Regions from separate parts of the Mus musculus genome. Here region 2 is linked to region 1. A link is a loop called in an ENCODE intact Hi-C map of the cell type or tissue named here. Cell type or tissue: left cerebral cortex. All regions are shown on one strand. Links, peaks and the distances in the headings refer to the core of each region. The heading gives the core; the rest is flanking DNA. Region 1 has its middle 23 kb from the start of Gm34924. Region 2 has its middle 2.6 kb from the start of Mir8120.

The links. Hi-C counts contacts between places; a loop is a spot of excess contacts. Peaks named below come from ENCODE experiments on the same cell type or tissue, not always from the same donor. Only the 100,000 strongest peaks of a DNase experiment are listed, where the experiment ranks them.
Region 2: it touches region 1 in a loop (2.3-fold over the local background); 2 of 42 quality-filtered maps call a loop at or near these places.

Annotation. Positions count from the first base shown.
Region 1 is chr3:65,556,264-65,559,184 of GRCm38, reverse strand. No RefSeq gene overlaps it. Among named protein-coding and RNA genes, the nearest start is that of Gm34924, 23 kb to the left of the region's middle. In left cerebral cortex, for the core only: no CTCF peak of the experiment used is centred there; a DNase peak (open chromatin) is centred at 1,460.
Region 2 is chr3:65,660,433-65,663,353 of GRCm38, reverse strand. It overlaps a transcript of Lekr1 not described here. Among named protein-coding and RNA genes, the nearest start is that of Mir8120, 2.6 kb to the right of the region's middle. In left cerebral cortex, for the core only: a CTCF peak has its summit at 1,435; no DNase peak of the experiment used is centred there.

The DNA.
Region 1 (2,921 bases), core at 312-2,811:
CAAGAATACTCATAATCTGCTCATCATGAGAATAAAACGTGTCTCATGTTAAATAAAGCATATCTGCATATGTAAAAGTCTTATTTAAAAGAAAATTTGCCATCAAGAACCTGAACTAGTTATGGAAATGACGTTCAGTCTCTATTTTTAAGATGCATTAAATATGTATCTTCGTGGAGATGTGAGGAATTAATTTGCTTTGGGGCAAAATTTCCATTACTTCTGAAGTGGGTGTGGGAATTCATGCAGGGGCAGAGCTTGGGGAATTGGCAGAGTGGCTGAGGCTGCTGGGAGCAGAACTGCTCATTAGAAAAGGCCAAGGGAACACCCTGAGAGCTGCTGCATGTGAAACTGAGTCAGCGAGCACAACCTGATCACGGAGTGCAGAACAACAGAAACTGCCAGTCATGAGCCTGGGACCAGAGCTTTGCATGCTCCCTCTGAAACCAAATGCCTTCAGTCCACTGATTCTGAAGCTGAGTCCAGATGAAAGGTTCTGAACACTAGCCCAGGAGTGCTACCTCAGTCTCCCCTGCAGCAGAAACCCCTCAGAGAGAAATCAGGAGGAACCCTCCAGATATCAGGCCTGTCATCTGTGCCCATGGAACCTGATCACAGAGGAGCCAGCTGTTAAAACGTGGGTCAGTACTGAAGGCTGAAATAACTTCTGGATCAGAGTTCTTGAGGCTTCTGGGAAGGCCTTTTTTTCTGGCCCCTGACAACAAGCCCTTTAACAATCTAGGGCAGAGGGACTGGTTGACATAGGCACTAGGTAGTGGAAGTTGGGGACAGGAAGAGAAAGGAGGGAGAGACACGAATGGGGGAAGGGAGGGGAATAGCTCACAACTATCATCTTTTACTTTAGTTCCAGTGATCTGATGCTCTTCTGACTTCTGCAGGTAGTAGGCACGCTTGGGGTGTGCATGTATACAGGCAAAACATGTTCATTTGCCTTTCTGCTTTTCTACTGTGTGAGTATTATATGAGGCCTTTGTCAGATGAAGCCTCCTGGGTCTTGAGCTACATAGGATTTTCATTTAGATATTACCATGCCCCAAGTATTGTTACAAGACATTACCATACCTTAAGATCTTTAATCATAGGGGTGGGGGGACCTTTTGGGATAACACTGGAGATGTGAATGAAGAAAATACCTAACTTAAAAAGAAAAAAAAAAAAAGAATGAAAAAAAAATCTTTAATCACCTATGTAAAGCTCCTTTGCCCAGTAACATGGTGACGGGTTCCTAAAGCAGGATTTGGATATATTTGGGGGTTCCGCTTAATTTATGACACTACCATTCCTGCTGTTGCTACACTGTTACTATTAATGGATAAAATCTGATTGCATACCATAAACTAGGTGCTGCTCTGCTTTACATACATTAATGCTTTACATTATCTAAATTTGCCCACGACCCAGTTACTAAAATCATATGACTTTCTTGAACAGACAGGCCTGTGACTAAGTGGCTGCTGACAAACGGCAGTGATTAAAACAAAATTGGGTAACAATGATTCACAAAAACCTGCATTCCCACTCATCTAGCATGGCATGTATACACCAGCAAGTTCATTTTAAGATTGCAGAAGCTGTAGCTTTAGAAACATGCAGGTATGTGTCTAGAGCCATGGGTAGAAGAAACCTGCATTTACAAAGAATCCAGCTACTTTTATAAGAGGCATTAGATACACCAGGTTCAGTCAGCTTAAAAACCACTGAGAACAATGCTAGTTAAACTTATAATTGCTATCTTTAAAGTGAAAACCAGTTTAGAAAGTTTGACTTACACCCCTGAACAAAACACTATTAATGAGAAGCTGGAGGTGGGGGGTGGGGACGATGCAACTCAGTGCAGCATTGTCTAGCACGCACGCTCATGGCTCTGGGTTGCGAGCACCACAAAACAAAGACTCTAACGGCTTTTGAACACTTACTTTAGTTGAGTCTGTAAGCTAAGTAATTAAAGTGATTTTAAGATTAAATATAGGGAGACACAATTAGTTATAAATAAGTTATATAAACATGAAGAATACAGGAACTTACTAACCTAAATTAAATCAAGCGTTAACACTTGTTTGCTTCTACCCTTTTTTGCTTGCTTGTATCCTATCATCACTCATGGCCCATCACTGAAAGGTTTCATCTGCACTGTGAGTTAGTCCTATTTTTATGGCTTAAGTCACTCCTTGAATATTTTTGAGGGGACTTAATGCCTACACAGAACTGTCAGGTGACTCTTCTTCTGAAACTTTAGCCTTACACAAAGATGTTTGTCAGCAATACTTCCTGATATGTGCTAAATCTTTAAAGTAATCAACAACTTTAAATATGACAGAATTTCAGACTGTTATGACGTAATTTAACTGCCATGTAAAAACCCAATAATTAATATGAAGTACAGAATGGCTAAAAACTATTGGAATTCAACTCAGCTCCATTAATTTGCCTGCAAATGAGTAAGCAGGCTGGACAAGTCTGTTTTAAAAAAAACATAATACTGTCCTAAGAAAAAAAATGTACCTATCCAGCTTTTAAGGTTATAAGGAAATCATATTAGTTATTTGTATTTATATAGAAGTTTACAAAAAATATAGTCTCCAAGAATATTTCTAGTATCTAAGTTATTTTTGAAAAAGCATTTCAGATGAAAGTTACAGTCCTAGCGTAGTACTAGGGAACCCGAGGCTAGAGAATCCAAAACTCAAGGTCATTCTGGACAACTAGTGAGACCCAGATCAAAACAGAAGATCAAAAGAGGGTTTGTGATGCAATCGCTTACCATATACAAGGCCTGGTTTCCCTCCCTAGTACTGTAAAAACAAAAGATAAATAAGTAACAGTAAAAAAATGTGGGATGCTGCTAGGTGCACTGACTCTTGCCTGTAATCACAGTACTTGACTGAGACAAAAAGATCTTC
Region 2 (2,921 bases), core at 160-2,659, 100 kb before region 1:
CTTAGTTGTCTCTGCCAGACAGCCAGTCCTCCTGGGACGTTTGCCTACTGTGGTTAGAGACACATGTCTCAAACGTGGTTTCTTCATGACGTTTCCCGTACAGCTTCTAGTTTTCAAAAGAGGTTAGCTGCAAAGACCACTTGGCTTTGTTTTACCCGCCCCAACACATTTGCCTCTACTGTGCTGTCACACTTAAAGCTGCAGATTGCCTTATAAAGCTGTTTTGCATACTGAGCCCCCAAAAGCTGTGGTCTAGAAGTGAGTTAGACCACAAAATACTATTTTTAGGCTTGAGCTCTGTATTTTTTTATTCATCCCATAGATGCAATATAAAGTTGAGTATGTGATGCAGTAAAGGTCCTGGAGTTTGAGTGGCATCTCTCTAGAAAGAACTTCCAAGGCTTTGCTGTTTGTACAGGAACAAACTGTGTAACAAATTTGAATTTGTTTGAGTCTTAGACTTTAATTTTTGAACATATTTCTAATGAGACAAGCTAGATGCTTGCATGATAACTGTCTACTCTCAAATGTGAAAATTAAGACACCGCTACAGGAGCTGGAGAGATGGCCCACCAGTTAAGAGCCCTGTCTGCTCTTCCAGAGGTTCAGTTCAGTTGAACCCTAGGTTCAATTCCCAGCACCTACATGGCAGCTCACAGCTTTCTGTATCTCCAACTCAAGGATATTTGACACTCTCACATAGATGTTCATACAGGCAAGACACCAATGCCCATAAAATAAAAATGAATAATCATTTTTTTAAAAGATACTCACTACAGCAAAATGTTTTATGACCATAAATGTATCTTCTTTGGACTCCTCACTAATGGTAAGTGTTTCATTTTTTAAAAATGTATTGTGTCAATATAATTCAATATTTGTTACATCCATATATTTTTAAAATATGAAGGTATAAGCTCTAATGAAGGCAATTTAACACCTATAGTAAATTTGATACTCAAAACTAGGACAGTGATAACTTCTTAAAAATTAATCTTCCCAGTAACTCAAATTCCTTCCACTAAACTCAAAGGATCCCAATCTGGCCTATAATAAACACCTCATAAATATTAGATATTTCAAAAAAACCTGAAAACTGGGGGCTGGAGAGATGACTCAGAAGTTAAGAGCACACACAGCTCTTTCTGCAGAGGACCCTCTTTCAGTTCCTGCCACCCACTAAGGCCAGGTTAACATTACTCATCACTTCAAATCCAGAGGCTCTCATAACCTCTTCTGTACTCCAAGGGCATCTTCGCTTGAGTGTACATAGAATGCACAGGGAGACACATACACATATCAATAATTCAAACATGGATTTAAAAAAAAAACCCTAAACCAAAAATTAGGAAGTTGCTTATACATAGAAAAATAACAAAAAACAAAACCTTTCATCATTGGCAGTGGTAATGCACCCTGCAGTTCTGACCCTTGGGACTAGGAGGCAGAGTAACCTTGAGCTGTAAGTCACCCTGGACTACACAGCAAGACGCCGTCTAAAACAAACAAACAAACAAACAAACAAAAAACCCTTTCATTTCTGAGATGTCCACAGTTACCTTAATTCACATTATTTTGATGTGTGCCTGGCAGAGGTGATTCTGTTTTCCCTTATATGATGAAGTATGTATCTGTACATTTGATTTTAGATAGCTACTAAATTTACAGGAAACGAGGTATAGTCATTTTCCTAATGTTGTATATCTCTACTAAAGACTTAATGCCGTTCACAAAATTGTCAGCTGGGGTTGTGGCTCAGTAGGGAAGAGTACTTGCCTAGCATGCCTGAGGTCCAATGTCACGTATGGCAATGTGTTGGCTCATACCTGTAATCCCAGCACTTGGGAAGTGGAGGCAAGAAGACCAGAAGTTCAGCATCATACTCAGCTCCACAGTTAGTTCGAAGCCATCCTCAGCCACATAGAATTCTGTCCCATAAAGGAAAATAGTTATATCACCGTAAATACATGCTAGGAAACTGTTAGTAAAAATTGCCAAGCATCATTTTCAGCTTATCAATCCGATGTTATTAAAATAATTGTAGTAGCCCAATTCATCAGGATATAGAGCAACTAGCTAGCACTCCTTAACATTGCTGCTAAAGAATTAACACATTTATTACTTTTTAAGGGATTTAAATTTTTGAAGTGTTCAAAAACTATGGAAGTAAGACATTTGATCTGCCATCTTCCTTTTGTTCCAGAACCTAGACCTCTTTACCCTCATCTCTACCTATCTATTCCCAAGCACCCCTTAGGCTTCCCAAGTCCAGGGATGGATTCAGTTCCGGTCAATTCCACAAGGCTCTTCTATGAGATCAGCCACCCAGTTCTGATAAAGAAGCTCCAAGAAGTTATTGGAAGGGTCATTCGGTGTCCATCAGAGTCTTAGTTATAAAGCTTTAGGGCTGGAAATACTACCGTCTGGGCATGTAGCTAAGTTCCTGTCTGTCATTCAAAAGCCCTGGGATTGAGTGATCGTCAACAGCACATAAAGCTGGCATAGTATAACAAGTCTGTCATTTGAGTCATCCCTGTCCAGGCAGAAAGATCGGAAGTCCAAATCACAGCAAATTAGAAGCCAGCCTGGGCTACATGAGCCTCATTGAAACAGTAAGTACAAGAGAAAGGAAACTAGAAATACTAAAATGTGAAATAAACTTGTTCAAACCACAAGATTGTACAGCTGATAGAAGGGTTGTTGCAGGACAAGTAGGCTGAGTTGGGAGGATCACAAGTTCAAGGCCAACCTAGGTAACTTAGTAACTTTCCTTGACACACTTTGAGTCACATGCTGGCCTTTTAACCTCATCACTAAGGCAAGGAGTTGGGTGACACAACTGGTTCAACTTCAGCCAACTTGGTCAAACTCTTGACCAAGTGTTTGGGACCAGGAAAGGCAAGACCGGACACACGGACACT